2 separate regions of the Homo sapiens genome follow, and region 2 is linked to region 1. Evidence: read pairs that join two places in POLR2A ChIA-PET (ENCODE). Cell type or tissue: IMR-90. All regions are shown on one strand. Region 1 overlaps GLI2 (GLI family zinc finger 2). Region 2 overlaps CLASP1 (cytoplasmic linker associated protein 1).

Region 1 (5,000 bases):
GCATTCTAGGTCCTTTGCATTTTCATATGAATTTTGGAATCATCTTGGCAATCTCTCCAAAAACCCTGCTTTTAAGATTTTGATTGAGATTGTGGTAAATGTAGATGTATTTGGAGAGAATTGACATCTTAATAATATTGAGTAATCTGGCTCATGAACGAGGTATGTCCTTCCATTTATTTACATCTTCTTCATATTCTCCTAGCAATGTTTTATAACTTTTAGTGTACAAGTACTGTACATCTTTTTTCAGATTTATTCTAAGATATTTTATGTTTTTGATACTGTTGTGTTATTTTAAAATTTCAATTTGCTAATATTAAAGAATATAATTGGTTTATTTATATTGCTTTTATATCCTGCTTTTTGTAGATTTTGTCAGATTTTATACATGTGTTTATGTCATCAGTGAATACAGATAGTTTTACTTCTTCCTTTATAATCTGAATTCCTTTTATTTAGTTTTTTGCCTTTCACTGGCTAGAACCTGCAGTACAATGTTGCCTAGAGGTAGTGAGAGTTCTTATTCTTATCTTGTTTTTGATCTTAGATTGGATAACATAATAAATTTCATTAGTTGGTTTTCAACTGTTAAAACAGTTCTTTAAAATTTCTTTTGTGTATTTTGAAGCTCTGTTATTAGGTGCATAGATGTTTAGGATTGTCATGGTATCAGATGACTTTCTTTATCATCTCTACTAATATCCTTTGTTCTGGCTGCTTTTATGATTTTCTGTGGGTTTGTAGTTTTTATCAAATTTGGAAAATTTTTAGCTTTTATGTCTTTAAATATTTCTTCTTCCTATCCTCTATGTTCTGTTTCTCCTTTGGGGACTCCAGTTACATGTATATTAGGCAGCTTGAAGTTATCCCACAGCTCATATGCTCTTTTTTAATGTTTTATTCTGTTTATAATACCGGATAGTTTTTGTTGCTATTTCTTCAAGTTTACAGATCTTTTTTCTTCAATGTCTAATCTACCACCAATTCCATCTAGTGATTTTTCATCTCTAGAAGTTTGATTGGGTCGTTTTGTATCTTCCATGTCTCCACTTAACTCTTTGGACACAGGAATTCATTTATAACTACTGTTTTCATGCTCTCATCTGCGAATTCTAACATTTGTACCTGCTCTGGCTCAGTTTTGATTGATGTTTATTTTCCTCATGTACTTTTCTGCTTTTTTTTTTTTTTGGCATGTCTGGTAATCTTTGCTAGATGCTAGAATATTGTAAGTTTTATCTTATTGGATGTTGAATATTTTTGTCTTACTATAAATATTCTTGAGCTTTCTTCTAGGATATGATTCATTTACTTGCAAAGTTTAATTTTTTTAGCTTTGTTAGATGGGACCAGAGCCTAGGGCTAATTATTCCTTGCTATTGAGGTAAAATCCTTCAGAGTTCTCTACCCAAGGCTGTGTGACTTTTGAGGTTTTCCAGTCTGGCTGGTGGGCATAGGCACTGGCCTTGTCTACACTGGGCACTCTTCCCTCTCATCCTCTCAGCTGGATCTTTTCCTGGCCTTGGGGCAAGAACAGTATGTGCTGATTCTATTCTGCAATGCTCCAGGGGGACCCTCTGCAAGTTCACCAATGTTCCCCTTCTGTTCAGCTCTTCCACTGGTCTGGTGTTCTGCCATGCAAAACCCTTCTTACCCTGGTCTCCCTCCTCTCCAACTCCATCTCCATCTCCTTAACTCAGGAATCCACCAAGCTCTGCCTGGTTACCCCTCCCTGTGCCGTGGCCTGGAAACACTCTCTGGAAAGGAAGCTGGGGCAGGCTAAGGCTCACCTCTTTGGTTTTCGTTCCTTCATTGCCTGATGTTCATTGTCCTGAAAAGCCATTGTTTCCATGGTTTTGCTGGTTATTTGATGGTTTTGGGAGGGAGGTTACATCTGGTCCCTGTTATTCCATCTTGGCCGAAGCAGAGAGCTCACCTTGCACTTTTCTCACTAGCAGGGCCTTTCTGATTTTAAGTGGTGTGAGTGGTCCACTGTAAGGATAGTCCTCACCCTGATGTGTTTAAGACCTGACGGGAGAGGCTGGTGTGGCCAGCGGGTGTGAGGAGGGATGGCTGGGGAGAGGCCTGAAGCTGACAGGGGCAGGGACATCTCACCACTTATCCGGGCCGCCTGGCCTTGAGGGACTAGGCCTCACAGAACATCTGTGTGGGCTGGAGGTTTGCATTTTACTCCTAGCACCACACACAATCTCAGCAGCTTTTCTGAGGGCTTTGTGCACAGCTGAGCGTGGGAGCTGCATCAGGGCAGAAAGCCCCAGAGTGCTCAGGCTTGCCAGCAAAGGCACTCTTCCATGATGCTGTCATGGGGAGAGGGGAAAGCGGAAGTGGGAAGGGCCTATGTGAATGGTGCTGGCTGGGAGGCCTGGCTTCCTCCCCCTGACCGGGCCTCTCAGACCTGGCTGCAGGACCGAGGACCCTCTCTTGTGAGGGAGTGCTGGGGCCTAGGCACAGATGTTCAGCCTGCGCCCCTGGCCTGCCTACATACCTAGGAGAGGGGAAGCCACGGCCAGGCCCAAGGCCTAGACCCAGGGCTCCCTATAACGTCTGAGCTCAGCTACACAGTGGAAAATGGAAAATATCTGCTCGGCCTGCAGCTTCGGGCGGGGTGGCTGTAAATCATCCAGGAGGCTGTGAGAGCTGCCCTTGGGCCTCCTTGGCTTGCGGGTGAGGGCCGTGGGTGGGCCCTGGGGAGCCCACCATCCAAAGGTCAGGCCAGGCCAGCCGTGGGAGAGACAGAGTGAGGGTCAGCGGGCCCCAGAGACTGGCCACTCCTACCATCTCGTTGCACAGAAGGGGAGGGGCAGTGGTGGTGACTTTTCCAGGGACATACAGCCTGATCAAGGCTGAGGTGCAGCTGGCCTTCCTCTCCCCTCTGGAGGAAGTGGACACGATGACTGGGGGCCAGGCCCTTTCTGTGCCCAATCCTGCATGATCTTCCCTGCACCCTCCCCCACCCCCACACTGGCAGGTTTCCTTTTGCTCATGGAGCTGTGGTTGGCCATGTGAGGCCTCATGAGCAAATGCAGCAGCAGAGCTGGTCTGAGAATGTAGGAAGAAACAGACTCAGTTTCTCTTACACTCTCACTCTGTCAACACAGAAAACATGTGTGACCAAATGTGTGGGGGTTTTTCTCCATACCCACGGCAAGCAAGCACTTCTGCCGTGAATACCAGCTAGGTGTCCTCCAATTCAATTCAGTTTTGACCCTGTCTACCTGCAGACAGCATCAGATCCCACAGGTTGAGAGCTCAGTCCCACAAGACCGCCCCACATCTGTGGCATCCCACAGATGCCAGTCTCAAGTACAGGTTCTTCAACTACCTGTGCTTCTGACCAACCAGCTATAAATCTGGGTTCCCATGCCGCCTTCCTTGGGTTTGATTAATGTGCTAGAACAGCTCACAGAACTCGGGAAATACTTCTGTTTGCTGGCTTATTGTAAAGAATATTACAAAGGATAAAGGTAAAGAGATGCACAGGGTGAGGCATGGGGGGTGGTGCAGAGCCTCCATGCCCTTTTGGGTGCACTACCTGTTAGGAACCATGTGCTCAGCTATCTCTGGAAGCTCCTGAACCTAGTCCTTTTGGGTTTTTATGGAGGCTTCATTACTTATGCATGACTGATTAAACCGTTGGCCATTGGTGATCAACTTAACCTTCAGCCCCTGTCCCCGCCCCCGAGGTTGGAGGTAGGGCTGAAAAGTCCTAACCCTCTCTTCTGCCTTGGATTTTCAGGTGACCGGCTTCCATCCTGAAACTACCTAGGGCCTACCTAGTTACAGTCAACTCATCAGCATACAAAAAGACACCCATTTCTCTGGAGATTCCAAAGGTTTTATGCCAGGAAACAGGAGGAAGACTAAATATGTATTTTACAAAATATATATTTTACACTATCACAGCTGGACAGTTAAGCCTGTGTGTCCTCAGGTGAGAGCCCTGGGGGAGCTCTTGGATGAGGGAGGGGCTTTAGCCCTGGGGCTGCCCCTTGTGAGATTCTCCAGTAGCATCCCCCGGCCTCCCTCCCTGCAGTGTTGGGTAAACCTCCCAGGGGCAGGGTGATGGGCCAGCTCTGTTGCTCCAGGGGAGGCCCTGGCCCCCGTGGGCCTCAGTTCCTGTCTCTGTCTGATGAATGGGATGTGTTAGATAGTCTGGGGCCCATCCCAACTGTACAACTTCTCGGAGGCTCTCCCTTTTTCCTGGGATATAGGTCCTCCTAGGGATGCCAGGCCAGTGGAGTGGTCTTATGTGGGGGGTCCAAGGAGGTCTGGGGCCTCCCAGGTGCCATCGCTGTGCTTTTGAGGGAAAACTGAAAGTCTGAACCTTCCCAGGACTGGAAGGGACAAGTGATTTCCCAGGAAGTGGAGGCAGGGTGGACCCTTCCCCAGGCCTGGAGTGACTTCTGGAGGTTGTGTTAGGAGATTTGGGGGACTCTTCCCCTTTGGCACTTGTATGTAGAGACATATGTTTAGATGTTTCTGGGGAGGTGACCACATTTGAATCATCACCTGAGCTCCTTGGTCATTTGTCTCAGACCAGGGATGCAGCGTCCCCCTGTCTGCCTGCCCGCATGCTTGGTGCCACTGAGCCTTGCTTGGTTAGCTCTTGGACCACAGAAGTCAATCTTTTCCAGTGGCTCAGGCCTCGTCTCTGTCTCTTTTGGCTCTTTTTTCTCATGCCCCTAAGTTCGGTGGTGTCTGCCTCCTTGCAAAAATCAAAACAAAACTGTCATAATGTTTTCAGGTCCTTGTGGAATGCCACCCTTTAATTCCTCTTCATTAGGCATGCTTTTCTCCTCCAAGCCTGTCCCGAGAAGGTTCTCCTGACCCTGAACGCCCTCTTGCGCAATCCTGCTGGGCAGCCCAGTGACTGTGAGGTCTGCTGAGGTGGGCCTTGTCCTGCACAGGAAAAGCAGGGTGGGAAGGAGAGCAGAGTGGCTGGGCCTGGATGCACCTTGGGGTTGCTGCAGTGAACG
Region 2 (5,000 bases), 600 kb after region 1:
ACAACTCCCAGGAAGCCTCACCATGTGTATGCTTTATTTTATCACTGCAGGTAAATATTTTGCTGAAATTGTCCCTCCCACTAGACTAAAAGTTCCTTGAAGGCAAGATCCCATCTTAGCTATCTTTCTATTCCCATGACTGGCACAATGTCCAGTATACGCCAGGTGCTCAATAAATAGCTGTTGAACTAATTTCCCCATAGTGTGCGTGTGCACATGCACGCACACACACACACACACAGATAGGGTCTTGCTCTGTTGCCCAGGCTGGAGTGCGATGGTGTGATCATGGCTCACTGCAGCCTCGATCTCCTGGGCTCAAGCGATCCTCCTACCTTAGCCTCCCAAGTAGGTGGGATTACAGGCACACATAATATTTTAAGTTTTTTGTAGGGGTCTCAGTATGTGAGATGGGGTCTCGCTATGTTACCCAAACTGGTTTCAAATGATCTGCCCACCTCAGCCTCCCAAAATGCTGGGATTACAAGCATGAACCACTACACCCAGGCCAGCGTACATATTTTTAATGCTCATGACTCACAAAGTCACATCTGGAGCATGCCACATTGACTTGGATTTACATTTTTCCTAAGGAGCTAGCACAGAAAACTAGGAGCATGGCAGGTTATCTACAAATGATCAACTTGGGCTGTAGAAAAATCTACTGTACCAGGCCCAGAGAGTCCCATTCCAGGTGACACACTGGAAAAGCAACAGACTAGTTCTTTGGAAAAGAGACTTCAGCTCAGGTTTTTCCAGTCACCAATTGTCTGAGGAGGACCGGCATGTTTCTTGGAAGAGCTCTGTCAGGTAATGGGTTACCTCAGACGGGGCGCTTTTCTTCCTCCTCCATTTGTGCAGGTCTCAGAGTCTGTGTGTGTTTGGGAAAGCCAAGCACGTGGCTGTGTACCTATGTGGCTGAGTTACACACAGCTGAGTGGATGGTGAAAAGTGGAAGGAGACAGTCCCTCTCTTATCTAATCTGGCCTAGCAATGAAACCATGCTCAGAAACTGCTGGCTTTCTAGTGCAAGAAATTACTGCCCAAGTATCATAACACACCAGCCTGAAAGCTAAGGAACTTTTAGGCCTCTGTTTTCAAAACCTGGAGAAAGAAACAAAAGGTCAGAAAACACCGGATTCTGTAGCGTATCAAAATTAGAAAGCACTGATGCACAGGAGTCAATATCTGAGGTCCCCTGGGAGGTGGGAAGCAGCTCAGTGGGTGGAAAGAACACGGCTCTGGAGACAGGATTCAAGAGTCAGCAGCATTGCTTTCCAGGCTTGACAGGAGCAAGCTAAGGCCTCCTGGTGCTCTTCGGGGTTGCAACGAGGATTAGTGAGGCCAGGTAACTGATTGCCGGGTTCGTGGTGAGAACTCGTGGTTTTCCTTCTCTCCTCCCCATCTCCTGCACTCTATTGCCCTTCAGGTTAAAGTGAATTATCCTACAGAGAGCTGCTGGGAAAAAAGGCTGTTTCAGATCTGCTGAGCTGAAACCCAAACCCAAGGAGCCCTTCATCTTACAAAAATCCAGGAATTCTGGATGTGGCCTGCATGAAGCATTTGGTGAAATGTATCTATTATTTTATTTTATTTTGAGACAGAGTCTTGCTCTGTTGCCCAGGCTGGAGTGCAGTGGCGCCATCTTGGTGGGTTCAAGCGATTCTCCTGCCTCAGCCTCCGAGTAGCTGGGACTACAGGCGCACACCACCACGCCTAGCTAATTTTTTTGTATTTTTAGTAGAGACAGGGTTTCACCAAGTTGGCCAGGCTGGTCTCAAACTCCTGACCTCAAGTGATCTGCCCACCTCGGCCTCCCAAAGTGTTGGGATTACCGGTGTGAGCCACCACGCCCGGATGATCAAATGTATCTAATGTGGATGAGGGCTTTGGTTCTAAAATGTCTGAAAATAAAATGTCAGAAGCTGCACATTAAGATGGGTAGTTTGAGGCCCTCTTTTTCACTGGGGTTAGAGAAAGTTTCCCAAGACAGACGCTGGTTTTGGCAAGGGAGGTAGGTGTTCTCAACTTCCCTCTATATGCCAAACCCCTGGCTTTGGCAAGCTGCCTGAATCAGGGTGAACTTCAGGTTTTGCCCCTGTGTTCTATGTAACATAAGAAGCAAAGATTATAAATGTAAGCAAACAGAGAGCAAAAGTCAACATGGGCAGCAGAAACAAAGGAAGACAACACCACTTAGTACACAAGGTGGCCAGAAGTGGCAAGGATTTAGAAAGGGGTGAGGGACTATTCAAAGAGGACAGGATCAAAAAGACTTCTGGGTTATAATCTGCCTTGAAGTCATCAAAAACTATTCCAATTCTGCTACAGTCTCATTAGAAACACAGCACTCCTTCACCTTTCAAAGTCAGTGAAGTAATAGTGTCTAGCTAAGAAAAGCGTAATTTTCACATCTAGCTTTTTAAAATTGGATCATTACTCAGAATACTGGTGAATGTTTGCTTAAAGGTTTCTTTTAGCACAAAGTTTTCAAAATTTGGATTGCATGTTTTTTAGGTTCACAAGGTTTGATCTGGCTCTGTCACAGACACACCAGAATAACTGGTTGAGTCAAAAAAAAAAAGCAAAGGTCCAGGAACAACAGTGGCTGGAATCAAAGAACTCTTCATAGCAGCGTCTTGAGCTTAGCTACTCAATCGTGTGGAAGCTAAGGAAGAGTTTAGCGCCACCTTCTGGGAAAGGCCAGAAAGACCTTAAAAAATTGGATTGACCCTGAGTTTAAGTATCCACCAGTAGACTGGGGAAAAACGACCAATGCCCCAGATTGGCACTGACATGGTCCTGGGATTTACAACGGAGTGCCAGCATGGCCCTGAACCTGGGACGAGAGTCCTCACTTAGCTAGGCTCAGTACCAGAGGGAGGGGAGAAGAAAAGTTCCAGGCTATAAGTCTGGAGACCTGAGTTTTGGCTCTGGTTCTGGCATCAACTAGCCAAGCGAGCTTGGGGTAAATTTCTTCACTTTCTATGCCTCGGTTTTCCTCATCAGTAAAACGAAAGGGAGAATCTGAATCAATTATTTTAAAAGTATTTCAGATTATAAAATCTTATCATCCAACTCTACCTGATGAGTCTTTTCCCCTGAAAAATGTGCATGCACAAAATTCCAGGAAGCTTTGAAGATCTTGAGAAGTAGTGTCTGTATGAAATGACCTCTAACAAGACAGTCATCACATCCTTGCCTGGAAAAGGAGATTCAGGGCAACACAATGGATATCTTCAAATGTGGTCAGGTTCTTAGGTGGGAGATTTATTCTGTTCTACTCTAAGGGGTAGAACTAGGGCCAACAGGGACAAATGATGAGAAGGAGTGGAAAGAGGGGCTGGGAGCCCAGGAGGTGGTGTGTCCTGCTGTCCTGGAGATGCTGCAGAGGCTGGGCTGGCCTCTCAGGAGGTGCTCAGCATCAGATGGGAAGCTGGGCAGCACGTTTAAGGCTTCTCTTTGGCATTCTAATTCCGGTATCCATCTCTAAAAACCCATGGCATTTCCTAGCCTAACGCTGACAATGTACCGGCTACCCCAGCACAAATATAGACGGATTCCAAACAAAGCAGTAGTCAAAAAATACAAGTCGTATTTTTGACTGGTGTTTTAGAGTTTACTCAATTGCATTTAATAGCTTCTTCGGTGTATTTAGAGAAATGCAGTTATATCTGCTTTATGTAGAATTTTAAAAACTTGACAACAATTCTATTCAAAATCAGTCTACTTTCTTCAATGGAAGAGTATAAAAAGGATACTATCTTCAATTTTCAACAATGTCAACCACCTTACCTCACTTGACTTTAATGCTAGCCTCTCAGCGCAGGGTATAAAACACCTGCCCCCCACCTCCCACCCAGCATACAAGTGCTTTAGATATCCAGAGTGTCTATGACTTGTCCACAATCACAGCCCCCGAGCTGGCAAAAGCAGCATGTGAACCCAGGCCTTCAAACCCCAAACTCAAAGGTTTTGACATTAAGTTATGGCTCTTTCTGAAGCTACAAGAACTAAAGGGCAGGTGTCACATCTGGCTCCTTGAGAGTCAGTTCATCAGCGAGGCAGAACTACTCCCCTACCTATGAATAACAGCAGGAGCAGCCGCCACCACAGCTGCCACTCAGAAATAGACACTGTGCCTGGCACTTTACAAGCCTGTGAGGTGGGCTATGTTTCTCCACTCGACACAGAGAATATGAGGGCTCACAAAATGGTAAGTCTCCTGCCATCTTGGCTCAGCAGGGTTCAACCCAGGAGTGTCTTCCAAGCCCATGCCCCCTCCCTTGGCCACATGGCCTTGGCTCCTAGCTAAAGTTCTCTCCCTATGTGCTCCTTTTCAGCCCATCTCAGGTTCTAACTCCCTAAGGAACTCTTCCTTGACTATTCTAGCCCACTCCTAAACTCCTGGTGTATTTCACTTTGAACCACACGACTCTGCTTTAACCTCAACTAAACCGTAAGGACCTTGAAGACTACAGTACACCACTACCCATCAATCATCAAACATTTATTGGAGTTTGTGCTGTTAGTATGACTGCTGGCTCAGTAACTTGGAATCTCTCAATGAAGCTAAACAGGTTTTGGGGTTTTGTCTTTTTATTAAAAAGCAAAAACCTACAAAGGAAATGGGGCTTCTGGTCATATCCCAAGGTTGGGCCTAGGGAAAACTGAAAATTTAGAATTTGAGGATTTTGGTTTGCTACTCAACAGCAACCTGTATTATCTTGAGGCTGGATGAAACACAGATAATCACCTAGTCCACTTGATAGGGTAAGAGATAAGGAAAAACCAAAGTACAGAGGGGTAAAGGCATTTCTCCAGAGTTCATGCAGTATATTATTTCCCAGTGCCCATTGATACAAATGACTGCTGCCCTGAGAGGCACCTAAGGGCCATTCCTGAGCGCAGGGGGTCTGGCTGAGATGAGGTCAGCTAGTGATTCTAACTGGTATTTGATCACATATCTTCTCTGGCACACTGGTGCTTCTCTCTGACTA

Evidence for each region. ChIA-PET counts read pairs that join two places held together with the same protein. Peaks named below come from ENCODE experiments on the same cell type or tissue, not always from the same donor. Only the 100,000 strongest peaks of a DNase experiment are listed, where the experiment ranks them.
Region 2: POLR2A ChIA-PET joins it to region 1 with 8 read pairs; 1 of 35 experiments calls an interaction of 5 or more read pairs at or near these places.

Annotation. Positions count from the first base shown.
Region 1 is chr2:120,756,045-120,761,044 of GRCh38, forward strand. The region is part of intron 1 of GLI2 (GLI family zinc finger 2); the gene reads left to right. Among named protein-coding and RNA genes, the nearest start is that of GLI2, 23 kb to the left of the region's middle. RefSeq lists an enhancer at 2,361-3,222. In IMR-90, no CTCF peak of the experiment used is centred here; a DNase peak (open chromatin) is centred at 2,287; H3K27ac peaks cover 2,733 bases.
Region 2 is chr2:121,353,570-121,358,569 of GRCh38, forward strand. The region is part of intron 38 of CLASP1 (cytoplasmic linker associated protein 1); the gene reads right to left. Among named protein-coding and RNA genes, the nearest start is that of TFCP2L1, 71 kb to the left of the region's middle. In IMR-90, a CTCF peak has its summit at 2,683 (motif pointing left); a DNase peak (open chromatin) is centred at 2,682.